Linked DNA regions of Homo sapiens: region 1 is linked to region 2. A link is an interaction called in ENCODE POLR2A ChIA-PET data of the cell type or tissue named here. Cell type or tissue: OCI-LY7. All regions are shown on one strand. Each heading gives the region's core, and the rest is flanking DNA. Links, peaks and the distances in the headings are about the cores only. Region 1 has its middle 180 kb from the start of LINC00052. Region 2 has its middle 140 kb from the start of LINC00052.

The links. Peaks named below come from ENCODE experiments on the same cell type or tissue, not always from the same donor. Only the 100,000 strongest peaks of a DNase experiment are listed, where the experiment ranks them.
Region 1: POLR2A ChIA-PET joins it to region 2 with 5 read pairs; 2 of 35 experiments call an interaction of 5 or more read pairs at or near these places.

The regions. Positions count from the first base shown.
Region 1 is chr15:87,753,224-87,769,469 of GRCh38, forward strand. No RefSeq gene overlaps it. Among named protein-coding and RNA genes, the nearest start is that of LINC00052, 180 kb to the left of the region's middle. In OCI-LY7, for the core only: no CTCF peak of the experiment used is centred there; a DNase peak (open chromatin) is centred at 9,038; H3K4me3 peaks cover 511 bases.
Region 2 is chr15:87,704,818-87,721,063 of GRCh38, forward strand. No RefSeq gene overlaps it. Among named protein-coding and RNA genes, the nearest start is that of LINC00052, 140 kb to the left of the region's middle. In OCI-LY7, for the core only: no CTCF peak of the experiment used is centred there; no DNase peak of the experiment used is centred there.

The DNA of each region.
Region 1 (16,246 bases), core at 4,729-12,728, 50 kb after region 2:
TTGGGTACCTTCCTGATAATAACAGAGCCCAGCTTCACTGCTGGTTCTGTTCATTCTATGAGAGTTTCTTACACCCTTGTTTTTGATCCTGTCAATTAAAATAAAAAGACTTTTTTTTCTTTTTATTCCCATAACTCCATTAAAAAATCTACAGAACATGAGAGCAGGAAGTAACGTTCATGCAACATTTTTTAATGTGTGTTTGTGTTTTATCTAATTTAATCATTACAGCAAATGCTGTGACATAATTTGTGGCAGAAAGGGAAACTAAGTCTCAGGATCAGACATCTGCAAAAGGCAGAAACCAGATACAAAACCCGGATCTTGGGGACCCAGTTGGAATCCCATTTACCAGGGTCGGGTCTCCAACGCCCTAGTCGTTTCAAGCTAGTGAGAGTGCCCGTCAGGTGTGAATCCAGGATAGCAGGGACAGGGAGGAGCTGCCACCGATATGAGAGGCAGAGATCCCGGAAATGGTGCTTCCCTTCTTCCAGCAGCCCAGGAAGATGACAAGCTGAAAGTCCTCAGTAGAGATGCACTTTGCCTGCCCCCTGGTTGTGACACCTATACTTCCCACTTCCAGCAATTTTTTTTTAAATGGAGTCTGGCTCTGTCACCCAGGCTGGAGTGCAGTGACGGGATCTCGGCTCACCACAACCTCCGCCTCCCGGGTTCCAGTGATTCTCCTGCCTCAGCCTCTTGAGTAGCTGGGATTACAGGTGTGCACCACTGCACCAAGCTTTTTTTTTTTTTTTTTTTAAATAGAGACAGGGTTCCACTTGAACTCCTGACCTCAGGTGATTCTCCCGCCTCAGCCTCCCAAAGTGCTGGGATTATACCCACTTCCAGCAATTCTTTATAACAACAAGCCCAGTACTTCTCACTCAACTTTCAAAGCTAGTTCAAAGCCAGTTTCAAAGATATCCATCCAGTTTTTTCTCATCCCACTAGTTGGGATTCAGCTCTTTCTGAACTCTCTCATTACTCTTTGTCTATGTCACTATTGTGTCACCCGACCACCGAGGATCATAGTTAGCTGTGACTGTATCTATATCTCTCCCCCTTGCCAACAAATGTTAAGCATCTTACAGGGAGGACCTGGTTTTTCTCAACAAGTATGTTTCACTTAAGTAAACACAATGATCTGCTCGTGTAGTGCCCTTAATAAACGTTGATGCTTCCTACATAAAACTGCATTCTGCAAACTTTCTATTTGAGAAAGGAACTGGAGTCCAAGGGGCACCTCCCACCAAAACAACAGGTGCATTGGTAGCACCTGCCACTGCTGCTGCTGCTGGTGCCTTAGTGGAAGGAAACTTAAATAATGGCAATTTTATATGTTTATAATATTTATAAAATATATAGTAAGCTACGTATGTAGTCCGAGAAAAATGTCGCATATCATATATCATTTAATCCTCACAACTCCCTTATAACATAGGTGTGAATGCTGTATCATGTTGCTGTGTAGATGGAAAAACCAGGACTCAAAGAATTTTAGCTCTGGACTAAGTGCTCAGTGAGTTAGTGATAGAGGCCAGATTCAATCCCAGGTCTGCTAACTCATAATCCAAGGCTGGCTCTTTTTAGCTGCACTTCAGTGTTTTCAAAGAAACAGACAATTGGCTTTCAGCATTCTCTCCACCCTGTCCCCTTCCACCTTCCCTCTGTGCATGGCCTCTCGTGGGCACATCCAGAGCTAGCATGCTGGGGTCTCTCATTCCGCTCCCACCTCCCTGTGCTTCCCTGTATATTTTCCTGGAAATGCCACGAGCCAGATCAACCACTCATTCAGGACCTAGTTCATCTTGTTCATCTTGCCGCTGTTGTTTACTCATTCGGGGGGGCGGGGGGGGGAAATGATAATATATATAAATATAAAATATGTCAGGAATAATATCTTCTTCTCTCCTTCATATCACAGTCTCAATATCTAAATACTGTCTTGTCCTGAGAGTTTCTGGGCTTTCTCATCTTGCCAGTTCCTCTGGAACATGTATGTTACCCCTTCCTCAAACTTTCCTGCCTTTCTCTGTCTCTATTTTTGTCTCTCTCTCCTTCCAGTCAGGCAGGAAAGTGACAATTCTGGAAAATGACTAAAGAAAGCCTGACTCATCACCTAAGTCCCAGGGCCTGCAGGGTGGAGACCTCCTTGCCCATTCTGTCCAGCTGAGGTCCAGCAAAGCCAGCCTGTGCCAAGACGCCAGGCACCTGCAGCAGCAGCAGTGACAGGTGCCGCCAATGCACCTGTTGTTTCGGTGGGAGGTGCCTCTTGTACGCCAGCTCCTTTTTCAAATAGAAAACTTGTTCTTGATATAATTACAGTGATAAGGCTGTGTAGCATGACAGATAACCCAAACCTGCTGCTGTTGCTGCTGCTGAATCCACTACCATTTGTTGCTTCAGTGATCACTCATGGCCAGAGAGCATGTATTGTAACTTTTCCCTTTCTTTCTTTCTTTTTTCTTTTATTTATTTATTTATTTATTTTTGAGATGGAGTCTCCATGTGTCGCCCAGGCTGGAGTGCAGTGGCATGATCTCGGTTCACTGCAACCTCCGCTTCCTGGGTTCAAGTGATTCTCCTGCCTCAGCCTCCCAAGTAGCTAAGACTACAAAGTGCCTACCACCACGCCCGGCTAATTTTTGTATCTTTAGTAGAGACAGAGTTTCACCATATTGGTCAGGCTGGTCTCAAACTCCTGACCTCAAGTGATCTGCATGCCTCGGCCTCCCAAAATGCTGGGATTACAAGCTACAATATGGCCACTGCGTCCAGCCATATTGTAGTTTTCTATCCCTTTGCAGGGTGAAGAAAAGCAGAGCAGATGGTTAGCTGGTCATCTGTATCTTCTTCTCTACCAGACCTCAAATTCTGCTGGGCTCCAGAAATTTTCCATTTACTTGAAACACTTTTCCCGAAGGTTCAGAATGGGACAACAGGTCAGAAAAGAAGGTCCACAGTCTCTCTGATCTGACTGTCTCAATGAGAGCATATCAGCCCCTTCTTCCAACTCCTTAATAACGAACTGGGAGATATCATGTGACACAGGACCAAAGAATGATTCAGCACTGACCCTGCCACCACTCATAATGTGAATTGAGGCAAATCGTTCTGTTTTCCTGGGTCTCAGTGTTCCCATCTATACAATGAGAGGTTTGTAATAACTGAGATCTTCAGATCCTAGCCAGCCCCACTCTGCAAGTTGTAGTAAGTGACCATTTTCTGACTCCTGATTATCCCACTTGCAAAATTGGAATCTATCATGGGACCTCTTCTTAGGCCCCATGTTCCAATGCTGTGGCATTGGGGATTAAGTTTCCAACACATAAACTTTGAGGGACACATTCAAACCATAGCACTAAGTGCTGAATCCTGTTCAAATTCCTGCATGCTTCCTCAGTACCCATGAGTATTCCTTTATTCTCCAGGATATTTGACAGGATGACCTGTGATAAAAGTCATCTGTTGCGGGGAAGTGTTGTCTCGCAGAGCTGGAGAAGCTACCAGCATTTCTCCCAGCAGCCAGGGATGCCGCCATCGTTAGCTTTGCCCCTTGTGAAAGCTCTTAGAGAGAGAATTGGTCCCTCTTTGGGATCCCTGTGCCTTCCTTGCCTGGATCATTTCTTACCATGAAGGTGTATCCTTACTGAGAAGTGAGTCACATTTGAGTAGAGCTAAAAAAATAAATTTGCAGTAAATTTGGCCTACGAGAGGTCTCCCAGACCATCTAGTACAACCCAGTAGTATAAAGTATCTCTTCCAAAATATTCAGCCTCAGTTTGAACACCTCTGATGGCAGAGAACTCACTATTTCACAAAGTAGCCCATCTAATGTTTGGCTAACTGAAATTATTAATAAGTCTTCCTTTCATGCTGAAACATGCCTGAAATATGCCTTTCTGAAATATCTAAACATTGATCCTAATTTTGCCCTGTGTAGCTTCACAGACGAATTAATCCCACCAATCTCTCCACCCTGACCTACATCTACCACACGAGGCCCTTCATGCCCGTGGTCCCTTTGCCCGCAGTTGCTGCTAGTCCTTATACTGCACCGGGGACCGCCCTCCACACATCCTCTCACTTGACCATATCTCTTGTGAAAGAGGTGAAAGCAACAGTTTCAAAGCTGTTGCTTCCGGGAATCAAAACACCATTCTTTATAGAATAGTGAGCTCTGCCTGACTTGGCCTTGCCTCTGTTTGAGAAAGAGCTTGAAAGTCAGAACTCCCTAAGTTCTATCCATTCTGACCAGCATGGGACAGTATGTCACCACCTCCCACACTGAATACCATTAAGAGAAGCAATTTTAGGGCATGGGGTAGACATACCAGAAATAATCTTTGCACGGTTTTTACCAATCAGTAAAGCACTATCATATCAGTTAGCTCACTTAAACTTCACCTCTGCCATATGCTATAAGAAAATATTATTAACATCTTTAATCAATTAAAACAAGAATCTGAGGCTCAGGAAGATGGGTCACCTGTTTATGGGGATCCTACTTGTCTTCATTCATTTTGTGTTGCTATATGAGAATACTACAGACAGAGTAATTTATACAGAAAATAAATTGGCTGGGTATGGTGGTTCATATTTGTAATCCCAGCACGTTGGGATGCCAAGGTAGGTGGATCACTTGAGCTCAGAAGTTCAAGACTAGCCTGGGCAACATTGCAAAACCTCATTTCTATTAAAAGAAATACAAAATAGCCAGATGTGGTGATGTTCACCTGCAATCCCAGTTACCTGGAATGCTGAGGCAGGAGGATGACAACAGCCTAGGAGGTCGAGGCTGCAGTGAGCTGTGATCATGCCGTTGTACTCCAGCCTGGGCAACAGAGTGAGACCCTGTCTTAAAAGATGAAGGAAGGGAGGGAGGAAGGAAGGAAGGAAGGAAGAAAGGAAGAAAGGAGGAAAGGAGGAAAGGAGGACAGGAGGGGAGAAGGAAAGGAGGGAAGGAGGGAAGGAGGGAGGGAGGGAGAGAAAGAGACAGACAGAAAGAAAGAAAGAAAGAGAAAGAAAGAAAGAAAGAAAGAAAGAAAGAAAGAAAGAAAGAAAGAAAGAAAGAGAAAGAGAGAGGAAGGAAGGAAGGAAGGAAGGAAGGAAGGAAGGAAGGAAGGAAGGAAGGAAAGAATTTCTTAGTTCTGGATGCTGGGGAAGTCCAATATCAAGATGTCCACATCTGGCAAGGGCCTTCATGCTGTGTCAACCCATGGTGGAGAATGGAAGGGCAAGAGATAGTGAGAGAGCAAGAGAGAGATGTGGCCAAACTCATTTTCATAACAAGCCCATTCTCCTGATGACTAACCCATTCCTGAGACAACAACATGAATCTGTACCTAAGGGCAGAGCTCTCATGAGCTAACCACCTCTTCTTAGGCCCCAAGTTCTAATGCTGTGGCATTGGGGATTAAGTTTCCAACACACAAACTTTGAGGGACACATTCAAACCATAGCACTAAGTGGTGAATCCTCTTCAAATTCCTGGTACCCATGAGTATTCCTGGATGCTTGTTCCATGTCCATGCTAGTATATAACCCCTAAGTCCTCGTCCCAACAATGTTCTCTTTTAGTGTGAAGGGTACATGGGCAATGTACCCTGGGTTGTCTGGATTCCAGACAGCTGCCCTCTTGCTCCTTGTATTTACTTCCCAGACGATCAGCTGCTTGTCTGCTTGTTTTGTATCAGTCAGCATTTTTCCATTCCCATCCTGTCCTTCCCTGCCTTCACCTTCTGCCGCTTGCGTTCCAGCTCTTCGCTGTCATTGTCACCAGCCTTCCTTCTCTTCAGAGGGGGAAAAACAATCCACTTATCTCCCCACCTTATTTTTACTCTTGGCTCTAATGGCCTTACTCAGAAATTTCTTCCAAATAGCATTTGTATTATCTTATTTTCCCCAAGCACATTTACCAGCCAAGTGTGATTCTGTAAATAAGGAAATCTGGTTATAGGGGCCAAGAAGTGCATGATCCCAACAAGCTGCCAGGAAGAATAAGAAGCCGGAAGCCCCCTGAATGGGAGGGGATGGCAGGGAGGGGTGCTGCTTTCTAGGCGGACGCTTCTCGGAAGGTTTGAGGCCCGGTGGTTACTCCCTCCCCTAGTGTTTGCTGTTGCTGCTGCTTCCTGGCATTTTGAAGTGGTTGCTTCCAGAAATCAAAATGCCATTCCTTATAGAATGCTGAGCTCTAACTGACTTAGCCTTGCTTCTATTTGAGAAAGAGCTTTAAAGTCAAAACTCCCTGAGTTGAGTTGTATCCACTCCCTACAAATCCAGCTGTGACCCTTGGGCACATAGCTCCATCTTACTTACCTTATTTTCTTCATCTTTAAAATACAGGTATTTGTATCTTCCAAGTAGGGTTGCCAAAAGATAGAAGGGGCTATTGCATATAAACTGCTTGGCATATAGCAGGTGCTCAGGAACTATAGTTATTAATTGGAAGTCTCACACATTTGTTACAACTGAGAACCTGGAAGCTGCTTACCACATTAATCCAAATGTTAGGTGATAGTGGGTGAAAAGGTCTAAGAAACATCTTTCCACATCTGAGTCCCCTTTTCAGGCAGCCAGGTCATTGGAAAGCCGTGCTAGGATGGGACTCATAAAGGCTAGAGAGAGTATTTCCCAGCCTGCATGCGCCAGCCAGCTGCTTGCTTGCCCTCAGATCCTTCCCTATCCCGTCCCTTGCCTGCTTCGTATTGCAGCGGGGTGACTGCTGCAAACAGTGGATCCCAGACTCGCTTGCCCTCTGGCTGCCTTTAGTTTCTGAGATCATTTGGAGAAAGAAGGGCAAAAACAAGGCAAGCTATTTCTGCCCTGTGCTCTCTCTCTTTCTGCTCCGAGTGACACTCCTGGAAGTAGCGATGGTCCTAGCTGTCACTAGTCTGTCCCTCCCTTCCTTGTCCGATCTCCCCCTAGGAGTCCTAGATTTGGGATTTTGTGCTTTGACAAAACTATCTCCTTCTTTATCTTTACAACCCAAGGATGATACTGACTATCCGCTACTGCTAATCTCTGAGTTTCTTGTCTGTCCCGTTTGGCTTCATTTTGCTTCCAACATTTTGTAATGGGTACCTTGTATTAAACTATCCCTGCCGAGCTACCCAGCATTGGTTTCCTAACTATACCTTGACTGAGATACAACCCAGACTCAGGAGTATTCTGTTCTTCTGCATGCCATTGTAATTTTATAAAAAGATTCTTTAAGACCAGATTTTGAGTAAAAGCTATCATTAAATAATGACAGTCAAATATCAAAAACTTCTGTATCCTAGGAGTTGGCCTACCCTCAGAGATCACCTGGTCTAAATCCTTTTTTTCTGTTGATAAAATGAGGCTCTGAGAGTTTGAGGGACTCACCCTAGGTCATTTAGTAAGAGTCTCATTTTCCTAGTGGGTATTATTCCGCCATGATTTGAATATGAGCATCTCCTTAGCACAAAGACAAACACCATATATTTTTATTTCCCTTTAAGGGATTGGCCTATATTTACATATATATTTCTTGACAGGCATGATGCAACTTGGCATCTTTGCATTGCAAATAAGTGTCAAAATCTACTAGGTCAAACATACATAATGGACAATGGCATGGCAAAGCTCTACTGGACTACTAAATTCACATGATTGTATCTCTATATATTCAAATATAGATGTAGATATACAGATTTAGATAGAGAAAGGGACACAGGTACAGAGAAAGGAAAAGATACAGATATAGATGTACTGTTCTCCCCCAAGTCATTACTAAGTTTTAAAAGGAATAAAACAGCATGCTTTTCTACTCACCATGCATAAATCATCACTGAAAAGGAGCCCAGAAGCATCTCTGCAAACTCGTCTTAGAGATTTGAAATACACAGAAGGTCCATTTCTTGATGACCCAAGCAAAAAAGTTCAAGAGTGAACTTGGCTTTGGGCAGGGCTAGCAGGCAGTACGGCCTAGCTCACAAAGGTATGTGGGCACCCAGGAGGGGTTAATTAGAAAAAAGCTCTAAGTAAAAGGGTTATAGCTGGACTAGGATAGGACAACTAGCTTTGGTCAAGAACACTCCTTCCCAAAATACAAATTCTGAGGCTGAGGCCATTGTCTGGGGTCAGGAGCTGATGTCCAACAAGAAAATAGGGCCAGAGGATCACAGAAGGCCTCTTGTAATCAGGAGACCAAGTCAACTGTAGGGTAAAGAGAGATTGGTTTGAGAAATCAAACAGAAATCCAAGCAACTGAGGTGAAAATTAAAGCAAAAGTGAAAATGAACTGAGTAGACATCGAGAAGAACTGGCCAGCCATGCTGGAGGCCCCTGAGTCTGAGTGAGGACAGGATTAGCAAATGTGATTTCCACTCAAATCAGAATTATTGGGTCACCTTTTCTTGTCCTTGAAGGAGCCAAGGTCACATTCTGCAGTTAGAGCTGCATTATCTGAGCACAGCCCCAAGGGGGCCAAGACTTGGCATTTTAACTCCACTGGTGCCAGGTGATGCCATCTAACCTGTGATCACAGACAGGCCACCTCTCAAACGTGGAGAGCCTGTACATAATTACACATCTTGGGTATGAGGAAGGCCAGGTAGACTGGGTATGGGAATCACAGCAAACCCATATCAGTTTTCCCACAGACAGTTCCCAGGCAGGATGGCCTGGAGCCCAGGGAACATAGGTCCCGGTACTGAATTGGCCTAGAAAAGCCTTCTGATCTAGCCTTATTTCTGAGTCATGATTGTCAAACTCCCATGCTCCAGGAAGTAACAGTACTTTTTTTCATTTTCCTTGTCCCCTCCCTCTCTTTTAATCTTTGAGGACTACATCTCTGCTTATGGTGTTTACTAAATATTTTTGGGTTTGAATTTTGAATTCTAAGATGCTTATAACACTGGGCTCACCGTATCAGCCTTAAGCACTAAATGGAGTATGGTTCATCATATACAGGCCTCAATTTCGAGTCCTGGCTGTCCCCTATTCAACTGGCTTCCCAGCTGAGACCAGGGAGTTTGGCAAAAAGGGGAAGTAACTGTGGGCCTCATTTGAATTATAGAACAGGAAGGACATTAGGTCAGGGCTAAGGCACAGGAAGTGGAAATATGGTTGTCTCTGTTTATCAAAGACAAGCTAGAGTATCTTGTGCAATATAGTGAACATAGAACAAGACATGCTATGCCCATCACCCTCCTCAAGGGTAAAATCTTCAAGTGATATAAGATGTGAATCAACCAAGTGCATTGCAGGGGAAGGATCTGGGATGGGAGGAAAGAAGAGAGGAGAAAAGAAAACAGCATGACTTGGTGAAGATGAAAGGAGATGGAGCCCAACAGGCCTGAGTATCATTCTGGACCACCTCATGGCAGCTCTGGCTCTTTGGTAAGTTCCTCAACCTTCCTGTGCCTGTATCCACTGCTGTAAAAAAGAGATAATGATAGTACTTCTATCCTGGGATTATATCCAAAATTAAATATTTTTCAAAAAAAAAGTCTGGCTCATTTCTTCCTACTAGCCTCCAGTGAAATATATGATGTCTTATAAATGCCTTATTACTAATTAAAATAAAATGTTATTGCAACCTAAGGAGTGGGAGATCTCTTTTGGCTTCAAGATCAAGGGAGATAACTTAGAGAAAAAGCTAAAGGAGCTTTAAAGTACCAGATGGCTTTGGTAGGCAGAGAAAAGCAGGGACGAAGACAAGACACCAGACCTAGGGACAGATGTGCTCTTGGCATATGCTCTTTCTCTGCATGCTCCGTGATCCCAAACCTTCTCTTTTTCCTGAACACCATTTGTCCTCATTATTTTCCACATTCAGCCATTCAAATAACACCTTTTTTTTTAAACATCCTGCATTAATCAAGCCACTGGACATATAAACCACAAACAAGATAGGCATGATCCCTGCCCTCTGAGGTTGTCCTTCTACTCCCTAACATTATCTTTCTTAAAAGCTACTTGGGAGGCTGAGTCAGGGAGAGTTGCTTGAACCTGGGAGGCAGAGTTTGAAGTGAGCCAAGATCGCGCCACTGCACTCCAGCCTGGACAACAGAGCGAGACTTCGTCTCAGGGAAAAAAATAAATAAAAGCCAATTGGAGGCAGGCACTCTGGTTCATGCACCTTCTATATCCTATATCCCCATGGTGCTGTGCACAAAACAAGTGCTTAATAAAGAGAGTTGATGAATTGACTGACTTTGCTCCTCCTACTCTGCTATTCTCTGGCTTCAGATTCCATTTATAACCTCACTCATTTATCTTAAGAAATATCCACCTTTGATCTTGGGCCATGGTGGGCAAAGCAGAGTGTGGTCCACTCTCAAGACAAGGCAAGAGAAATCCAAAGTGTGGACCAGGTAATAATGAATAAGAAGTATATATATATATGGTCCATACGCAGAAAAAAAAATCATATCTTCAAATAAGCAGATTGGCTTCTGCTAGACATGCAAGGAGCTTGATTGAGGCTAAAAAAATAATTTTTTTTTAAACCAAGCTGATATTCAGAACATTCAAACTGGTGATTAATAAGATAGCCTCTTTGTGCTTCTTTAATTGATGAAACTTTGACAAAATATTGTTTTCATTCACTCATTATGACTCAATGAATACATTTTTGAATTAGCTTTATTGCCTTTAAAGCGCTGACTTCAGGCATTCTGGTGCACTGAGCATGGGTCCTTTTGCAGAATATATTCTTAATTAACAGTTTGCTACTGATCTGACACGGGTCTCACCTGCCTTTGTGAGGATGGAATTTAATTTTTTTCTTCTTGATTGGCCTTGCCATTCACAGAACGTGTCGTCGTTAGAGAAGGAATTCCATTTAAAATTCAGATCAGGTCCTCCTGCGTGTCAGCCAGCATTCCCTCTCCAAACATAAGTAAAGGAGGGAAGGCCTGCTACTCACAGGGCTGCTTTGCACTAGGAAAATACTTTATACAACCCCTTTCCCACATGGCAGCACTTTCCACAGTGAGTACTACAGAGACTCTGTATCGTGAACATCATGACCGGTGTCACGAGACCCAGGAACAGCCCGGGCTCCAGCACGCAGAATCTCTCTTGGAGACTCCCTGGGTCAAGTCTGTAGTCTATTCCCCACTGACTCATGCAATCAAGAACCTGAAATAATGGAGATAGGAGGAGACCTTGGGGGAAGGATGACCTGAAGAAACCAGGCCTTTACTCTACTATCCTTGAGGGATTGTTCAGTTCACTGTATCCTTTCACGAAAGTCTGGAGAGGCGGAAAGACTCAGAACTAGCTGGAGACAATGCTGGAAGAGGATCCCAGATGTCCTCAGTTTGAGCAGCCAAAGATACTGTGAGCTAGAGATATCAGCAGTTAAGGGAGTGCAAAACAACACAGGAAACCTGTCTTCTGTCTCCTCTCTCCCGTGCTTTCTTTAAGCACATATTACAAGGCAGAGGCTAAAAGCTGCCAGTCTCCCTTAGCGCAGCCTGTAATCCTATTAAAACGGATTATTTCATTGTCCTGGGCTATCAGATCTTGCTAAGAACTCATTTAGGTCAACCTTTTAGGATGTTTACACACATGGAAAAAAATAATGTTAAATAAGTCACTTGCCATGTTTCTCAAAAAGAGCTGAGCTGGGCAGGCTTGACTGTGTACAGCCCTGTGTCTTTTTCATGGTCTCCTTAAAGCCTCATGAAAGTTTGGGCTTTGACTCCTCAGCTCTAGCAGCAGACGCAGGGACCTGGCACAAGAGTCAGAGCCTAGTAATTTCCATGGAAATGACTGGAATGTTAAACCCACTTTAATCACCTCTGCTTGCTGGCAACCTCACTCTGAATTCCTTTAGTCAGTGCAAACTCTAAGGCACAGAGAGGAGTAAGAGAGAATAGAGCAGTATGACTGTGGGTGCCCAGTTGGAAGTCAAGAGTTCCTTTCTACTGGGCTTCTGAGTAGCCAGGGGCCCAGAATGATTCATGCTCAGTTTGACATTTAATGTCTCAAGGCTTAACTCACTTCCCCTGTCTCCTCACTTTGCCATGCTCATTTCAAATAATGGCATCAGCAATCATCCTTGCCCAAACTAAAGCTCTGGAAGCACTGTCTACTCCTTCTTTATCCCCATAATCCTCAGTCTTGTTCATGTCAGCTCAGGTTTCTCCACTTCTTCCAGATGCTCCTGTAGTAGGTGACTTCTGATATAGCTCCCAGTGGTCTCCCCTCTGGTGTCTGCACCCTAGTGCAGTCCCCTTGTGTAAGGTCCTGAGCATGGGCTGGACCTCGAGATTTCCAAGCAATAGACCACGGCAAACACAATGGGATGCCACTTCTGTTATCAGGTTACAAAATTCTGAGACTTCCATCTTGCTCCGATTCTCTTTCTGGCTCTGTTTGTTCTGATGGAGAGAGCTACCTGGTAAAGGACAGAGTGACTTCCAGCTAACAGCCAGTAAGAAACTGAGTCCTGCCAACAACCCCTGAGAGTCTTTGCAAAAGGATCCTGACCCAGTTGAACTTCCAGATAACAGGAGCCCTGGTCATCACCTTAACTACAGCTGGGGAGAAACCTCAAATCAGAGGACCCAGCTAAGCCATGCCCAGATTCCTGACCCACAGAAACTGAGATACTAAACATGTTGCTTAAAGCAACTAATTCTGGGGTAACTGTTATGCAGCTACAGAAAACTGATATACCTTCCTATCCCATCTTCTACTCCAGCCCTCATTTTTATTCTTCTTGGTCTAACGAACTCTAAAAAGTCACTCAGCTGGTCTCCTTTCTCCCTTGTACTTCCCTCCCCAAACTATCATCTCCAATGTTATCGTATTATCTTCCTAAAAAAGACAAAATCAAGCTGTCACTAAAGGGTGAAGCTCTAGGTTATCAACTCTCATTGCAACCAAATTAACTTCACTTCTACCTATTTAATATTGTATGCATCTCAATTAGATTTTATTTAGGGAGTAAAAAGAAAATGATCTTTCCACTGTAACACTAAAAATTAAGACAATTTAAGGGTGGGTTAATCATGGGAGCATTTATAAATATTTATTCTGATTGTCCAACTTTTGGACACACAGTAAGGCTGCTCTTTTTTACCTTCTTGAGGTTTAGGTGTGACCATGTGGCTGCTTTTGACCAATAAAATGTGAATGGTACATGTTACTTTAGGTGCAAGTATTTAGTTGCCAGCACTCAATTCCCACTTTCCTATTCCCTGCTATAGCTTCGTGAATCATGCATCATCAAATGGAGCCTGGGACCCTGAGTAGCTATAAGAGCAGTGCCCACCCTGCCCATCTATGTTAAATGTGTAGCATGAGTGAGAAATAAATCCTTGTTACGTGAAATCACTCAGATGTGGAGGGTATTCGTTACTGCAGCACAGACTATCACACTCTGACTAACCCACAGCAGCAGTAAATTAGACCAACCTCCAATTTCATACATTAGAAAACTAAGGAGAAAAGAAGTGCTTACTTAAGGTTACCTAGAAGGGCACCCAGTCCCAAGAACTCTGCAGGACACTAGGCTCACAACCCTGTGATGTCTATAAAAACTGATGATCCTTCTGAGCTTAGGACCAGAAAAGGGCACTCTCTTCCCACTGGGAAAGACCCCTCTCCAGGCCTACAGGCATTCCCCTGCGTGGGGTCACCTGCTAAGATCTAATAAGCAGCACAGGCCACCCTCTTCCTTAGTTCCTTCTCATCATGAGTATCAGCTCTTTCTGAGCCTTTCTGCACCTTCAAGGTAGATTAGGGGTGAGAAACTGGAGGCTAAAAACCTCTTGGCAGTTTACAGTAAGAGACATGTCATTCCCAATGAGTTTGCACAATTTGAGGCTTTTTGCTGTGCTCTCAAGGCATGAAACTGGCAAGAAGCAAGGGTAGACACTTCGCCTGACTTCCTCCAAGTAAGATATCCCTATAGAGAGATGGCTTTTAAAGAGCTCTGAAATAGGCCCTTTGTAGGCCTACATAGGCTTCTAGCAGAGTGGCCATATGCCCCAGCTTGCCCAGAAGAGTCCTAGTTTCACCTACTGCCCTGGAATCATTATTAATAGTGCTCCCTTTCACTCTCAAATGTGTCCCACTTTGGATGATAAATTATACAGTCACTGTAGCTCCAAGACTGGAGTCACCTGCCAAGCTTCATTTCTTAATTCACTCCCCACAGGCCACTGCCACTGGCTGACAGGAAAGAATTTCCACTAACCCAGAGCTACCAGAGAGAGTTAGCTTCAGGCAGCAGCAAGACCATGGGGATCATGGGTTCTGGTCTTCCCTCTAATTCTGTCTGGCTGTGTGATTTTGGAAAAGTTGCTTTCCCTCCTTTGACCTCTGTGCTATATAAAATAATGGAGCTGGATGGAAGGGTGCTTTGATTTCCTTCCAGTCTTTGATTCCATAAAGCTGTCTATAGGAAAGATTTCCCACAATGGAGGAATCCACATGGACACCAAGCTCTGAATGCAGATGGAATCCATCATGCAGCCCACAGATACATTTTTTAAACTTTTCCTTTCAATCTCTGTAGATGCTGTGATTAATAAAATGCCAAATATTTCAGAAGCATTACAAATTTCAGAATAGCTGCGTGTCATTAGGTATTTTCTTAGTCAATAGGATGAGAAGCGCCACTTCTGTAAGGTAGGGGGAGTGGAGTGGAAGGCAAAATATATTGTCTTTAAAAAAGGATATTCGATTGTGCAGGGCCAGGATGGCTGACTAGAAGCAGTGGTGATGGGAGGCTGCCATTGAAGAGAACCATAACAGCATGCCAATCCTGCACTGGCAAATGAGGTATCCAGGTTCTGTCATCAGAACTGACTAGGTGGCTATCGTGACTCACGGAGGGAAAGGAAGAGCAGTGTGGTGCGGCAACCCACCTGAGAGACACACGGGGCAGGGGAGCCCCACACACACACACAGCCAAGGGAGGCGTTCTGGGGAATCCAGGCAGCTCAGATGAGTGGGTTTCCCCCCAGCAAAGCACACCCCCTCCACCAAGGACAGTCAAAGTGCTTCGTTAAAACGGGTCCTGCTCCTTGTGCCACCCAACTGGGTGAGACCCTCCAACAGGGTTTGTCAGACACCCTATACAGGAGCATTCCTACAGGCATCAGGTCAGTGCCCCTCAAGGTCAGAGATCCCAGAGGAAGAAGCAGGCACCCATCTGTGCTGTTCTCCAGCCTCCTTAACTGACATCTCCAGGCGTGGGAGCAAACCAGATGAATAGGGCCTGAAGTGAACCACCAGCAAATCACAGCATCCCTACAGAAGAGAGGCTTGACCCTTGCAAGAAAAATAAACAAACAGAAAGCAATAATAGCATCAACAACAACAAAAAAAAACCCCACAAAAACCCTATCCAAGTGTCAGCAGCCTCAAAGATCACTACTAGACAAACTCAGGAAGATGAGAAAGAATCAACAAAAAAAGTGCTGAAAACCCGAAAGGCCAGAATATCTCTTCTCCTCCAAATGATTGCAACACCTCTCCAGCATGGGCACAGAACTGGATGGAGGATGAAATTAACAAATTGACAGAAGTAGGTTTCAGAAGATGGGTAATAACAAACTCCAGTGAGCTAAAGGAGCTTGTTTTAACCCAATGCAAAGAAGCTAAGAACCTTGATAAAAGGTCATAGGAGCTGCTAACTAGAATAACCAGTTTAGAGAGGAACATAAATGACCTGATGGAGCTGAAAAACACAACACAAGAACTTTGCGAAGCATACACAAGTATCAGTAGCCGAACTGACCAAGCAAAAGAAAGGATATCAGAGTTTGAAGACCATTTTGCTGAAATAAAGTATGCAGGCAAGATTAGAGAAAAAAGAATGAAAAGAAATTAATAAAACCTCCGAGAAATATGGGACTCTGTAAAAAGACTGAACCTACGATTGACTAGAGTACATGAAAGAGATAGAGAGAATGGAACCTAGTTGGAACACACTCTTCAGGATATTATCCAGGAGAACTTCCCCAACCTAGCAAGACAGGCCGACATTCAAATTCAGGAAATACAGAGAACACCACTAAGATACTCCACAAGAAGATCAACCCCAAGACATATAATCTTCAGATTCTTGAAGGTCAAAATGAAGGAAAAAATGTTAATGGCAGCCAGAGAGAAAGGCCAGGTCACCTACAAAGGGAAGCCCATCAGACTAACAGCAGACCTCTCAGCAGAAACCCTACAAGCCAGAAGAGAGTGGGGGCCAGTATTCAACATTTCTAAAGAAAATAATTTTCAACCCAGAATTTCATATCCAGCC
Region 2 (16,246 bases), core at 3,050-11,049:
AATTTGGCCATTTTAATTTAACATTTGAGTGTCCGTGTGTGTTACCTTCTCTAGTAGTTAACAAGCTACTCCAAGATGAGAGCCAGATTTTGGCCATCTTTGTGGAGCCAGGTGTGATGGTGGTGACCAGCAGAAGAATGTGGATAGACTTTGGAATCCAACAGATCAGGATTTGAATCCTACTTCCACCAGTCACTTGTTTTGGGAATTTTGAGAGGTTGTTTACCTCTCTGAGCCTACTCCCTTATCAGCAAAATGACAATATTAATGTCTAATTCCCTGTGTAGTTTTTTGGTTAAAATCCATGCTGGGCATAAAGCATATATTTAATCATTGCCCGTTTCCCCCTTCTTCTCTGATACTTTCCACTTAGTATGTATTCTGTAAGTGTTCTTTTTGTTCTGATGAAATTGCCTGCTGTTTATGCAGACACCCTGCTTCCCTTGACACCAAGAGTAGTGTTCTCTGTCTTCTCCTGAAGACCTCCCCTCTCACCTTGAATCTCTTCGACTTGGTCCAGACAATTAGCTTTTCAGGGGTTTGATGAATGGGCATTAGTAGGAGAATGTCCATCCAGAGGAAATCTTTATTTTTAAAAATTTGCTATACAGAATCAGATGATAATTTTACTTTTAGAGAAAAACAAAAGAGCAAAATTGAGGATAGGACTTGTGATTACACGTCCCTCCTGCAGCCCACATCTTTCCCGGCTCACCTTTGCTGACCTACGTGCAAATTCTTCAGCCTGGCATTTACGGCTGTCCTCCATGGGGCCTCTACACACCTTTCCGCCATGATCTCTATAGTTACCCTACACTTAAGCCAGACTGGTCTAAGTGTTTCCATTACAAATGCCCTGTTAGTTTAAGCTGGTAGCATTTCAATAAGCCAAGAAAAAGAATAAGGTATAAGCTGGGCGCTGTGGCTCACGCCTGTAATCCCAGCACTTTGGGAGCCCGAGGCGGGCAGATCACGAGGTCAGGAGATCGAGACCATCTTGGCTAACATGATGAAACCCTGTTTCTACTAAAAATACAAAAAATTAGCTGGGTGCGGTGGCGGGCGCCTGTAGTCCCAGCTACTCGGGAGGCTAAGGCAGGAGAATGGCATGAACCTGGGAGGCAGAGCTTGCAGTGAGCCGAGATCATGCCACTGCACTCCAGCCTGGGAGACAGAGGGAGCCTTTGTCTCAAAAAAAAAAAAAAAAAAAAAAAAAAAAAGAATAAGGTATATACTAAGGATAACAACATGAACAAAGACATGGGGCTGGGTATTTGCTCTCTGATTTCTTTTCCTCTTTCTGCTAAGCACAACCATCTGCTGGACTCAGAAAGGTCAGCCAGCTACCTGGCAGCAGAATAAACTAGAAAGACTTGCTTGTTCTTGTATTTAGCTGACAGGTCATGAGGATATACTTTGGAGCAGGTGCTACATCCGCACTGGGGATTCAGAGAGAAAGAATGACTTTACCTAGAACTTGGCCCTTATTCCTGAAGGCAACCAGTGTAGCAGAGAAGACCAACATAGACAGCATCCTGAGTAGATGATGGATGAAACACTGGGGTGCTGCAACCAGGCTCTGTAGAGCCAGAAACAGAACTCCCCAGCCTGTGCTCCGTGATCTTCCAGCCAGAAGACGTCCAGGCAGCAGTTTCTCCAACTGCTGCCTGAGAGAGCGCATTTACTATTGCTACTGGGCAGCTGAGAATTTCCTGCTCTGTTCACCTTGTCTGTATCTTCCTATTTAATGGGTGATCAGGGTCCATAAATACTTTCCTTCATTTACCATATTCTAGGGCTGAGTACATCTTCTAGGTCAGTGGTTTGTGGACCAGCAGCATCCGAATCACCTGGGAACTTGTTAAAAATGTAAATACTAAGGCTGACTGCAGACCTACTGAATCAGAAATTCTGAGCCTTCTGGGAAGGCCCTGCAATCTGGGTTTTAACAAGCCCTCCAGGTCAGGTTGATGCATGCTAGAGTTTGAGAATGACAGTTCTAGATAGACAGTAACCTCTCAGAGGGGCACTGGTGTCAGAGATGTAGGTTGGTGGCTTTTGCTGCCTTGTTTCTGTGGGGACTCTCCAAAGAGGTCATAGAGGTCCTGTCATCTTTCAACTCTCCACGTAGATTCCCTAACACCATCTCCTCATCAGTGAATTGCAACATTGGATTAGGCACAATGTCTTACATTTTCTCAAATGTATTTGACAACTTTATTGTTTGTGTGTGTGTATGCCTGTGTGTGGGTGGATTCAGGCAGGGAAAAGGGGTAGGGAGGTTGGTAGAAGTGACAGGAAAAGGATTCTCCTCCCCATGGGAACACTCCAGCAAGTTCTCAGACATGTCACAGGCTGAAGCGCCAGAGGACAACAGCATGGAGCCGTCCATAAGTAAGAATTGCCAAACGTGTGACATCCAGCCATCTGTGAGCCTGTTTATGTGTCTAGAGCCCTCATTATCCTCCTGTGCACAGGAAGGGATAGGGATTAGCGTGCTCTGAGAACAAGGCTAGGATCACTTTATTGCCGTACAGGAGTCAGTTTCAAAAGTGATCTCTGCCAGCCCCCTTGCCATTACCAGAGTCTAGCCTGGCAGCCTTTCCATGGTTCCTACCCAAAGGGCATTTATATAACCATATAGCACATAGGAGCACCAGGTTGGGATGGGGATGGGTTGATAATATCCCCCTGTGGGCAGTGCAGGGGAAACGACATCTGACAAGGCTTAACTGAGAAAGCCTGGCTTAGAATATTGTATGCCAGATTCTGTTTGTGCAGAACACAGCAACTTGACTTTCCTTGGAGGGAGCAGGGAGACTAGAGAGGTGTAAATGAGGCTGTAATGAAACAGCTTCCTCCCTACCTTTTAGCAGCTTACAGAGAGAGAAACAGGAGACGCGTGAATTGAAGGCTGAGTGAGCAGTCTGCTCTGCTCAGGACCCACTTGCTGACAAGAGGCAAATGGAATACTAAGTACTCTGTGCCTGAATGCCTGGGAGCCTCCGGAAGCTGCCTCACTGCGTAGGTGGCAGCGCTAAAGCCCTGGTACAGAAAACATGCACTTGGGAGAGGGGGATAATGATAGCAAAAATGATGATGATGATGATGATGATGATGATGATGATGATGAAGACAATGATGACAATAAAGTTGGATGCCTGCCCTAAGTATTGTATGCTAAAAGCTTCAAAAGCATTCACTCATTTGATATTTGCAAAAGCCCCCAAGAGAAATAGTTACTACTCTTGTTTCTATTTGACAGGCAAGCCTGCTAAGGCTCACAGAGCTTGAGTAACTTGTCCAACATTTGTGTTAGAGCTGGATTTGAACTTACATAGTGCCTAGTATCTCAATAAATAATTACTGAATAAGAAAATGAATGAATGAATAAATAAATACACACATAATCAGCTGTATCTGACAACTATACGCTATCTTAACCCTGACATTGATTTGCGCTGTGGCCTTAGACAAATTACCTGCCTTCTTTATTTTTACCTCCATAGTATTTTTTCACCTTACTCACCTTGAAAGGCTATTCTACCCTGAAAGAAACGAAGAATGCATTGGGCAGCCAGCTGGTCCTATTAAATAGCTGCCTGCAGTGGTTAATTTTATGTGTCAACTTGACTGGCTTAAGGGGTGCCCAGACAGCTGGTAAAACATTATTCCTGAGTGTGTTTGTGTGGGTGTTTCTGGAAGAGATGAGCACTTGTATTGGTAGACTGAGTAAAGAAGACCAACCAATCACCAAGATGGATGGGCCTCATGTAATTCATTAAGAGCACCAATACAACAAAAAAGCAGAGGAAGGGAGAATTTGCTGTCTCTTGTGGAACTAGGATATCCATCTTCTCTTGCCCTGGGACATCAGAGCTTAAGGTTCTCGGACCGTCAGATTCTAGACTTACACAAACCACAAGCACCCCTGCTCCTAACTCTCTGGGTCTCAGGCCTTCAGACTCAGACTAAATGATACCACTGGCTTTCCTGGTTCTCCAGCTCAGTGGTGGTCTATAGTGGAACTTCTCAGCCTCTGTAAGCATGTGAGCCAACTCCATAGTAAATCCCCTTTATGTGTATGTATATATCCTATGGGATCTGTTTCTCTGGAGAAGGCTGATTGCAATACTGCCCTTTCATAGCCCATGCTTTCCTACGGCTGCTTCAGTCTTTTGCCCTATTACACTGGGCCACCACTAAGTATACATTAAGACTCGGCTCAGATTTTGCCTTTTATAGGAAGTACCTCCCGGCTTTCACTCTGACAACAATGCTCCTCCTCTTGCATGTCTACTCTGCCATGTCTCATTGTACAACAATCTTTAGATTACTTGCTGGCTCCCGCACTAGTCTCTTTGGTGGCAGAGACTGTGTTGATCACTTTTGTATACCCAGAGCCTTGTCTTCCTCTTAGTACAGGTAGGTTCTCTCAAAATGTTTGCTGAGTTAATGTATGTATGTACGTATGTATGTATGTGTGTATGTGTGTGTGCCAGGGAAATTCCTTGGTACAATGTAAAGGTCTTAGGGAACAGAGTCCAAAGTGAGCTAAAGGACATCTCAGTGAAGTCTATCAGCACCTGTAGACTTACCATGGACTAATAATGTTCAGTGGAATAAATAGAAAATAAAGTGAGTTGAGCCTGAAGGGGAAAAAATCCTTTCTGTTGAGCGGTGTATCTATTACTTTCACCTGATTTTCCTTTAGGTCAGGGTTTCTCAACCTCAGCACTACTGAGATTACAGACAATTTGTTGTTGTGGGGTCCATCCGGTGCACTATGGGATGGTTATTATTATCTATCTCTGGTCTTTATTTACTAGATGCCACCAGCAATTTTCTCCCCAGTCCCAAAAAACAAAAATGTCCATACTCAGCCAAATGTCTCCTGTGGGGGTTTGGGCAGGTGGGAGGTGTGGCAAAATTATCCTTACTTGATAATTTTTCTTTAGACATTATTGCTGAATTTGCATCATACTTGGGTCATTCCATCTTTGCATTTTGAACTGTGGGGTGGTAGGGACAGGATTAAGAGGTGATATGCAAACCATCATACAGCAGGCCTCTCCCTGAGATCTAGGCTGACCTGGAAGACTGGATAAATGTTACAGACCCTGAACACTAGGTTATTAATGGTTTAATTGAGGGACAACAAATTCAGATTTCACATGAGAAGAGGCCCCACCAGAAATGATCCTAGGCCAAAGGAACAAATATAGACCAAGGATCAAAAATTTGACCTTGCAGTCTTGGGTAAGGTGATGCAGCAGACAGAGAAGCCCAATCTTAAAGATCAGGCTCCAAGGGGTATTGAATGAGATTCAAAGGCAGAAATCAAGCCCAAGAAGACACAGGGGCCTCAGGCAAGGATTCAATTGGCAAAGAGAAGGAAGGACCAGTGTGGCTGAGGAAATGGGACCCAGGGCCTCCACGACTGGCTGCCAACATAACCATTGACCCCTATTCATCAGCCCAAGACACAGAGCTCAGTCCCCAGAGGTGAGAAAGTGGCCCCAGTTTGGAAAAGCTCTTGGACTGTCTCCTATAGATCTCCCATCATGAGACATCATCCCTTCCTTCAATAACTCTTTCTTAAAATTGTAGCACTGACTTTCCCAGAAATTAAGGATGTTTTACTTTTGTCATTTTTATTTGCAACCATGTAAAACAAATCATCCGGCAACTGTCCTACCCTGGAAACAAGGGTTTGTTTCATAACATGGTCTGGGGTTCGTCCAACAACTCTCCACCGAGGCCCATGACGTTCTTTTCAGGCTAACTTCAGTAACACGTCTGAACCACAAGGCTCAGTTTACGAGAGTAACCACAAGGCGATGTCTACACTGATGCCAAGCACAAGGACAAAAACCAGAAGGAAAAAAGGCAGTGTGAGGATCCAGGAGTTCTGTTCACCAATTTCAAACCTCCAGATGTTAGGAACTTTCTGCTTGGATTGGCCAAAATGATTGCTAGTTTCATGCACATGTGGGTAACAGGTAGCATAGGTTTGAGTTACCAGTTAGACACACAAACACACACACACACACACACACACACACACACACACACAGAGTGAAGGCAAACATTTCCAGAAATACCTGATTACCACATGGAGACAATGTCTTAATCTACTACACAATAACCACCTCTGAACAGACAGTGAAGAGGATTTTAAGTGTTCCTGGAACTAAAAAATCAACCCAAATCTAAGAAAGCATTTCTTTACCACCTCCATTTTTGAGATTCTGCTCTGCAAAGTAGAGGAGGATAGAGCTTGAAGGCTCACTTTCAGCAAAACAAAAGAGAAACAAAAAAACCCGTAGGGTTGAAAACAAGGTTATTTGGAAGCTAGGTCCGAAAGTGCCTTACAAGATTTGTGGTGTGTTTGGAATTTAGCTTTCTCTTATCAGCTCTGACCGCTGAACATTAAACTAATGGAGCAAGAGAGGGAAAGGATCTACAAGCAGCTTGTGGGAGAAATATATGAGAGGATGGAAAGTTTTTAAAAATGCGCTTTTCTGTCCTAAACTCTTTAGCAAAAATAAAAGTCTAAAAGGCAGAAACAAGCTTTCTCTGCCTCCAAAAGGAAACGAACGAGTGAATTAGCTCTCCGAGACACCTCAGCTCAGGTAATAAGGAAGGAAGGAACAGAGGATGAAGGGCAGGATTAAAGCTGCTGAAATAGGGAACTCATTCTAAATTAGTCATTAACGAGAGGAAATAAAGAAAAGAAATCGGAGCAATTAGGAAGTAATGAAATCCTTACCCAAATTGCTATTGTCAAAACCTAGATAAGAAAAGGCCTAGGAAATACGAATGTATACAAATCAGTAGATTCTGATGACCTGGCCCCTAGAATATTAAGGAAATTGGCTAACATACTAAATCACTTAGAGTAATCTGAGTTACAAATTGTTAAAAAAAACCATGGAAAATTGGGAAGCTAGCTGGAGGCAGGGGTAGAGGGGTGACAGAGAATAAAAGAGCTAAAAAATCCCACCAAAATGTTAAAGGGGCCACTGCTGAAATCACTTGCCAGGGTTTCTCACAGCCATATTTCAGTTTTATGTCATCATTTTGTGAAAAGAGAATTCAGCCTAAAGTAGCTAGGAAAATGACATGCAAATATATATTATCATAGGAATTTTAACAATTAATCGCAGGAAATTCTATTTTTTTTCCAACTATATTATTTCGGGAACTTTTAAAATAGGCCAGTGAGAATTTTGTTTGGAACTTTACAGGCAATTGCTATAAGTTTACCAAATGGATATGACCTCCAAAGATTTGGAGAAAAATGCATTAGTGGACATGAAATGGCAAAATATATTCTTGAGGACACAGCTTCTCAGAACGTACATCTAGAATCGTGAGCTCTGAATCAGGCCACCTCATTTCTTAAAAGATAGAGGTTTTATCATAGTCACAATTCAAATAAGACAAGTAGAAGGAGATTTGGCCAATATCCAGAGACAGTAAAGTGCTTAAAAAAGGTGCTCAGATTTCATGGGAATCCAAAACGCACTGCAAGGTCAGCCTTACAGTGGTAGTGCAGGCCCCCAGGGCACTTGGCTGACAGCTCACTGACAGCCTGTGTGTGGCACAATTTGTGTGGCTTTAGTGGTGACAGGACCACTGCATTGGTCTGCTCCGGGGCTGTGCATTGCAGCATTTCATCAGGGATATTTTGGAGCACTCAGAGAAACAGAATGGTTACATGCACTTTGGAGCAAAATTCACTTATGATGAAATCCTAGCTCCCCCTCATAAGCTAACTTCTCTGTGCCTCAAACTTTTCACCTATGAAATGGCATTGCTAACTCCTATCCTGCAGGAGAGTTGGAAGAATTGATCATATAGTGAATGCAGTTGATAGGTAACCAATAAAAATGTGGTTTTCTGAATTACCTTGCTGATTTACTAGAAGTTTGATTTGGTGAATTACTCCTTATAGCTGTCAGTAGAGATCTAGGGTGAGGTAACATTGATACTGATTTGTAATATTGATCTGCTTGGGGTAGTACAATGATTCTGGAGAAGCAGATAAATGGAAATAAACCCTTTATAGTCTTCTTGCAGGTAGACATTCAAAAATCTCTCATTTGCCACCAACGGTTCTTAACCAGAGGAGATTCTGTTCCCCTACCACAAGGTGACATTTGGCAATTTCTGGAGACATTTTTTTTGCCACAATTAGGAGGAGGTTGCTACTGGCATCTAGTGCATAGAGGCCAGGAGTGATGGTGAAAGCACATAGACCTTTTTCATTCTAAGGATTCCCTATGCTCAACAGGCAGCCAAATATGAGTCTCAGAACCCGGTAGGAGAAACGAATGGAGGAGTCCCCATCATGGGGAGTCTTAATACTCAAGACTTCTGAAAGTCTAGACCAGGCTCAGGTCCCTCATGTGAAATGAGAGAAAGCAGTTAATTCCAAGACTTTGGGGGCTGAAATCATTCCTAGATAGATCTGTCATGAAGAGGAGAGGGAACATTCTGGGCACTGGTCTGACATTAATTACCTGGCCATCCTCCTTCCTATCCACGATTCTTCCTTCCAAGGCTCAACTAAAAGCACTGAAACTTCTGAGGTGTGATATCCACAAAGGATGCAAACTCAGAAGCCTGCACTCTACTGTCCTTCTGTGCATGTGCTATAGCCAGTGACAGAAATGATGGCTTTAAGTTTCAGCACCACCATGCTTCCCATGGTTAATGTACAGGAGTGATGAGTCATTTGGCCCTAGAGACTAGAATCTATACAGAGCAGAGCTGTACAGGCTATCCTGTCTTTTCTCATTAGAGTAGGAACCTAGAATGTAAGGCTTTCTTTCCTGGGAACCATTTCCAACCACTGCCTTTGGTGTCTGCTTGAGAAGGTCATGTAGACAGATTTTGAGCTTTTGATCCACGCCCAGGTCATATCATCAGTGGGAGCTAATTTCAGCTCTGATACCAGCTCTGGTTTTTGTTTTAGTGTTTCTTTGAAGGGATGATGTCCTCTAGTACCATGATGACTCATGTCAGCAAGCTCAACCTCAACAGAGTTATAAACCTTCCTGCAATGAAATTCTCAGAGAGTTTACTCCACCCTAGGTAATCTATAAACCCTATCATCTACAGAGTGAAGTCCTTGTGCAAAATTTGGATCTATCCAGTGGTCCAGAGGAGGGATCCCCCTAACTAAGGACAGCTCCATTGTTCTCCAGGAATGGAAAGACTTGGAGACAACTTCAGGGAAATTGGAAGTTTGGGTGCTATTAGGAAGTATTTGGTAGGAAAAGACAGTGAATATTTACATTTTATTCTTTTATTCCTGACATGCTAAAATATGTAGAGACATAAAACTAAGTATATATTCTTTATGCTTATAATTCTTATACAGCTATAAAATCAAAACAAAGTCACAAATCAAATACAAACAAAACCAATAACATTTAAATTAACAACATTAATTTAATGTGATGGATATGGTTCTTTTGCTAAAACTAAATTTCAGCTCACAATGTGAATATGATACTGACTGCTGGAATAAATTATTTTGAATTTAGCATGCTAATACTAATGTGGGATCTGTGATGATTCAATTTTTTCATTACTTTTTTTCCTTTGCAAACTACTGCAGAGCTATCCCTGGTGCAGGATGAAGTGACATCACTTAGAAAACATATTTGATGCTTTAGTCTACCTCTATTCTTTCCTCCTTTGCTCAGATAATTAGAATAGTACTAGTTGGCTTTGATGTGATCATAAACTATAAATGTGGTCACTGAAATGGTGGCAGTATTTTCTTAAATAATGGTCATATTAAGGCTTTAGAAAATGCCTGTAAGATTATATAATTGGCATACATATAAAATAAAAAAATTTTTAAATCATCATGGAAAAGTCATAGAACTCTCAGAAATGTGTAATGGACCGCTACTCCACCACATCAACTTTCTTAAATATCTATTTGTAAAACAACAATGCAGGTAATGCAAGAATCAAGAAACCATGGTATATTAATATAAAACCACCTGTTGGTTGTGTATTTCAATGGTTCTCATCTCAGGTTCCTGGTTTAAAGAAGGACTCTTAAAGATTATCACAGCAAAGCATGGGTTATAAGGGACAGAATGGGTCAAGATAGGGAGGTCTAGGATCTAGAAGAGCAGAAGTGCTTAATTAGATGGTCCACTTCTAGATGGAATTAAGATTAGATGATCAGTTCATTTATGCAAAAGCAAAGGAAACAATAGATCCAATGGGAAAGAACGAATCTAGGCTTTCAGCACCTGCCAAAACTGGGGAGTGGTGAGTGGGGAAAAGAAACTCACCTGACCAATATGTTTTAAAATGATAAATACACAAATGATTGATAAGTAATATAACTCATCCATTCACCTGTTCATCTATTCATTTATTTCTGCATATGAATATATTGAATACTTATTAACTCCTATATTAGCTGGGTAGTCAGTAAACAAAACACATTTCTTTTGACTAACAGAAGCACTGACCAAATTTTTACCACCAAGCCAAGGAAAGAGGCAATATGCTTCCTGCCCTATTTGGAGCCTTCTTGTTTGACACCTGTTCTGCAGCCAGATGCTTCCAGGGAGACTGGGCCTTCAGGCAGAGGCTTTGTTCCTGCTCCCCGACCAGGGACCTGACAGGAACACATAATCCCTATCAACTTTTGGTCAGAGACTTCTGCTATGGACTATTGCTTTATTTATAGCCCTGTGATCTCATTAACCCCCAAAAGGTAAAAGTATTCAGGTAGTGTTACAGATGGACATGTTTGTCTTTTCAAGATTCAGAAATATCATTAACAAAATACAGCCATGATTTTATTTAAAGCTATTCATTAGATATAAGTGAAACCAACTTGCTGCAGCAGCCTCTAGCTGCAAGTACAGTGGGGGCTCTCATAGTTCTCCTAGTTCATGTTGGAAGGCATCCTGGAGGCAGGATGGAGGAGAGAGAGGTAGGGGAGAAAGAGAGGCAGACAAGCTGGGCATGAGCCTACCCAGCTATGGGCATCTTCTGAAGACTTTAGACAATAGTCAAAAATGCAATGTAGGCTGCACTGACCTTTAAGAAATCCATTATGATGGGCATGTGCAGAGTTCTGGCATCTCTGGATGCTAGTCCTAAAAGTCCAGGTATCTTCTGAATTGAAACAGGATTGAATCTAATAACTAGAAGATAGAGTCTGGTCGACCAAGGGAGAGGGCTTTTTATTTCCCCAGCACAGAGTCTGGCAATGGTACATGAAGAGGAATGAACAGATGAATCTATGGAATCTAAGACATAGTCATCTGAGGCATAAGTTTCCAGGCTTAGGAAGGCAAGAAGATTCCAGGCTCAACCTACTGGTAAAGTGGGCCCCTGAGAGAAGGTGTTGTCAGGCTTCGGGTTCATAGGCTCAGGGACTGGGAAGAGCTGGTTCTGGGCCCAAGGATCTTCTTTACAGGAGGAAGAAGTGATGGAGCAGGCAGAACAGAACAAGCTCAGCCTCGTTCGGTGAAGCAGCACACTTAGCTCTCATCTCTCATTTCTGTGAATGGAACACACTCTGGTAGGTAGAATTCTAAGATGATCCTCAATTAGTGACACCCTTGTATTATCCTGTTTTCTTGAGGACAAGTGGAATTTGTGACTTGCTTTTAGACAAGAGAAGATGGTAAAGGTGATGGGATAATCACTCCCATGGCTACATTACATTATATAAGACTCCCTTGTAGCAGAGGGGAGGGAGATATTCTCCTGCCGGTCTTGAAGAAGCTGCCATGCTTTGAGATGGACGATAGAGGGGGCCACATGGAAATGACCTGAGGGTGGTCTCTGGGAGCTGAGAGTGGGAACTGACTGATAGCCAGTAAGAAAGTGGGGAACACTGTCATACAGCTACAAGGAGATTAATTCTATCAACAACCTGAATGAATTTGGATTCCTCCTCAGTCAAGCCTCCAGATGAGAATGTGGTCCAGCCAACACCTCGATGACAACCTCTGTGGGACCATGAGCAAAGGATCTGTGAATCCCAACCCATAAGGCTATGAGATAATAAATGTATATTGTTTTACATTTCTGAGTTTCTGGTAATTTATTATGCAGTAATAGATAGCTAATACATGGTTAAGATATGAATCCCAGCTTCTGTCTCTCCAATTGTGTGTTAAAAAGTTACCTAAGCAGTTTGTGCCTCAGTTTCCTCATCTGCAATATGGAAAAAATAATAAAGGTTGTATTAGGTTGGTGCAAAATAATTGCAGCTTTTGCCATGAAAAGTAATGGCAAAAACCGCAATAACTCTTGCACCAACCTAATACCTGCCTCTTAGAATTTTATGAGAATTAAATTGGTAACAGAACACAAATATCTTTATAACTAAAAATATAACGTTCCACCCCTATGCTGAGGACAGAATAACTACTATTATTTTTGATCTCCTATACCAAGACAGGTCCTATCACCGGGGAAGCTTTTGCTTGAGATCCAAAGCCCACATTCAGGTCACGTTACAGATGGACATATTTGTCTTTTCCAGAATCAGAGGCATCATTTCTGATCTCTCTTTCTAGATGTTATTCTCTGTCTGATCCTTTTCGCAATTTCAGCTTTCCTTCCTGTATGCTCAACTGCCTTCACATGCTGCCAGGCCTCTGATTGCAAGCCCCAGCCTAGTAATCAGAGCCCATATAAACATTTCCCCACTGTTCAGTCCAGTTCAGTTTCTGCCATTGGCTCTGCTTCCTTTGCACAGTATCTGCAAACTTTTATGCCTCCTCGTTCTTCTGCCCAGACCTTCCAGATGCAATCTGCTTCCCCAAGACGATAGAGTTAATCAAGTCCTGGACCTTCCTGAATCATCCTGGTACTTATATATATGAATATAAAGTCAAGAACTGGACACTTTGGCTTATTACACCTGCAGACCACTGAGAACACTCCAATAAGCCAAACCCGAGACTCTAGTTCCAATTCTATTCAATTTCCTTGTCCTCATAATTGATCCCCATGAAAAAGAAAGGCAAAAGATGAAATAATGAAAGTGACTGAAAATCCCGTAATCCTGACACTGAGAAACTTCAAAAAGAGTCACATAGTGTCAGGGAAAGAGTAATTTAGAGGGAGGGGAACCTGGGGAACTTAGGTTTCTATCAGATCTGTCATGACTGGTAACTCTTCAGACCTGGGACCCCAAGTGCCTGGAACACCGTAGAGCGTACAGTGGGCGCTCAGTAAATGTTGACTTGAACAAAATAAGTCCATCAGGTAACAAGTCCTCTCATAGTCCAAGTTCTTCATTCATGAAATGAGGCTGGTAATTCCTAGATTGTAGGGCTGCCACAATAATGTACAAGTAGCTAAAATAGGGGCATGCCCATGGTAGGTGCATCATGTTAAGTTACCAGTAAAAAATAGCAGTTATTTTATTAAAGGGAACTGAACACTACCATCAATTGAAATTTAAGTCTATCTAATACAAAGATACTGTAACCCCAAGTGTAAGCCACATATGTAATTTAAAATTTTCCAGTAGCCACATTATAAAGGTAAAAAGAAACAGGTGCCAATTTTAATAATGTATTTAATTTAATACACTATATCCAAAGTATTATCTTTCAATGTATAATCAATATAAAAATTATTAATGAAATATTTTACATTCTTTTTACATATTAAGGCTTTGAAACACAGTGTACATTTTAAACTTATAGTACATCTCAATTCAGAGAAGCCACATTTCAAGGGGCTACCATATTGGTCAGTTCAGGTCTACAAAGTGAATCACCAACAAGCCAGTGAATTGAATGAAGTGGTCTGTTGGCATGTTAACAGCTGTACCAGTCTCTGTTCAACATACGCACTATGAAGTGGAAGTAAAGAATAGATGATTAGGCCCGGCATGGTGGCTCACACCTATACCCCAGTACTTTCAGAGGCCGAGGCGGAAAGATCACCTGAGGTCAAGAGTTCGAGACCAGCCTGAGCAACATAGTGAAACATCATCTCTACTAAAAATACAAAAATTAACCAGGTATGGTGGCAGGCACCTGTAATCCCAGCTACTTGGGAGGCTGAGGCACAAGAATTTCTTGAACCCAGGAGGCAGAATTTGCAGTGAACCGAGATCACGCAATTGCACTCCAGCCTGGGCAACAGAGTAAGACTGTCTCAAAAGAAAAAAGAAAAGAAAAGAAAAGAAAAATAATAGATGGTTGCAAGCCATAAAAGAAAGAGAACTTTGGGGGATGGTCAGACTTGTTGGTAGTGACAGTTCCCAAACATTTGGAGCACCTACCCCTCTTTGTCACCAAAAAGGGAAATGGTGCCCAAGCCAGAATAGCCTATGGTTAAGGAAAAGAACCTTAATTCTGGTTCCTTCCCTCCTTGATAAGATGCAAACATGAAATCATTCTGGGACTCACCCTCTTCTATGCTGAAGAGAGTGGAGAGGCAAGCCTGCTGATTACATCCCTGTATTCACTCTGCAGAAACGTTCCTTCTCCTAAGTTCTTTTCCAGCACTTCTTCATTGTCTTCAACAGAACGGCTTGCAGCAGGCTCTTTTATCACCCTTTTCTGCTCTCCCTTCTCCCTGTACTGGCCAACCAGAGTTCTTTTAAGATGGACAAAGGTGATGGGAAAGCACTTCTGCCTGCAAGGAATAGAGATGCAAGAAGGGACACCTTGGTGGAGTGCCATTTGAACGAATATTAATTAGCTCAGCAGCTAGTTCTGGACAATTGATTTCAAACTCCAGATGTTCTCATTCTAACTAAGAGTCATGTGGAAAAAAAATGAATTGATTAGTATCTTGTTCATTTTTGGTGTCATGTAGTGAAATAATCCAGGACTGCTGAGCTGATGGGATTTTGCTTTGTTCCTCTCTATTTTCAATAACATTTTAATGCACTTGCTCATTCCATCTCTCTTTTGCCTGGGGGGTATATTTTTCCTCTGTGTCCTTCAGATGCAACTGTGCTCTATTTTCTTCAATATAAGGCCCATCCTAACAGAGGAAAAGGTGGAAAATATGGTAGAATGAAAGGACATCATGTGTGTGTTTCCCTTAATGAGGTAAGAAATGGAGGGGGTCTTCATTTGGATCATGAAGGAAGGTCTTCATTTGGACCATTTATGGGATTTTTCTGAAGTTAAGTTTTCTGTAAATAGTGGGGAACAAAGCCCAGGCCTATGCTTAGAGTTTCCCAGGATAGGGTTTATTATATATCCAGTATTTGACATTTTGTAAGGGCTTGGCAATCATTATCAATGATTCAATTATGACAGGTAGCACCAATTATTCACAAAGACGAAAAGAGAAGATATAGAAATGGTGCTCACAGGTCATCCAGAAAACATACCTTCATGCAATTTTGACAATAGCCTCATGATTGGAGTTTCATAACTTTTCCCTGTTTTTAATGAAGTAAGCCTTGGGATGGCCAGGACCTTGACCCAAAGAGCAAAAAGGGTAAGAAGCCAGAAATTTAAGTGTATAATAAACCTTAGATCTTTGACTGTTTTTATATGCACACAGGTTACAGCTTGGGGTCCAGCCACACCTAATGCACAAGCCAAGAGTCACAATGAGCTCAGCACATCCCACGCAAAAGATGCTGGGAGGTCAGGACTATTTATACTCCTGGGAAAAGAACAAAAAAGAGCCAGGAAGGAGTCACAGCTGGATTGCTCAGCACGGGTTGCAGATATTCATTGAGGTGGTACAGAAGGATGTCCAACAGAAAAGGAAAAAGCAAGGAAGCTATCGGTTCTGAGTATAAATGACCATAGGTCTCAACATCAGGAAATTTAGAAGTGTAGGAATTAATGGTATCAGAGACAGTGGGACCCAATACTTTTGCATGAGACCCATCTTATCTTCCCAAGGAAGGACCAGTGAGGACAGTAATAACACACCAGTGAGAACTCTTATTGGTGCAGCCAAGTTAGAAAATTTGGTGTCTGCAGGGAGCAACAGGTGATAACACAACTCAATATGACTTAAACAAAACTCTTCCTCTTACCGCAGTCCTTCCTCCTCCAGAACTTCTCATATCAGTAAAGATCACCTCCATACCCTGAGTTCATTATGGAAATCTTCAGCCAATCAGTCATGGAGTTCTGTCTATTGCTCCTCTCACACTTGTGTTGAATCTTTTCCACCTTCACCACCCTCCTCGAAAATACTGCCAGCTGTACTGAAGTACCCTCCGAACTATCCCCACTGGAAGCTCTCTGTT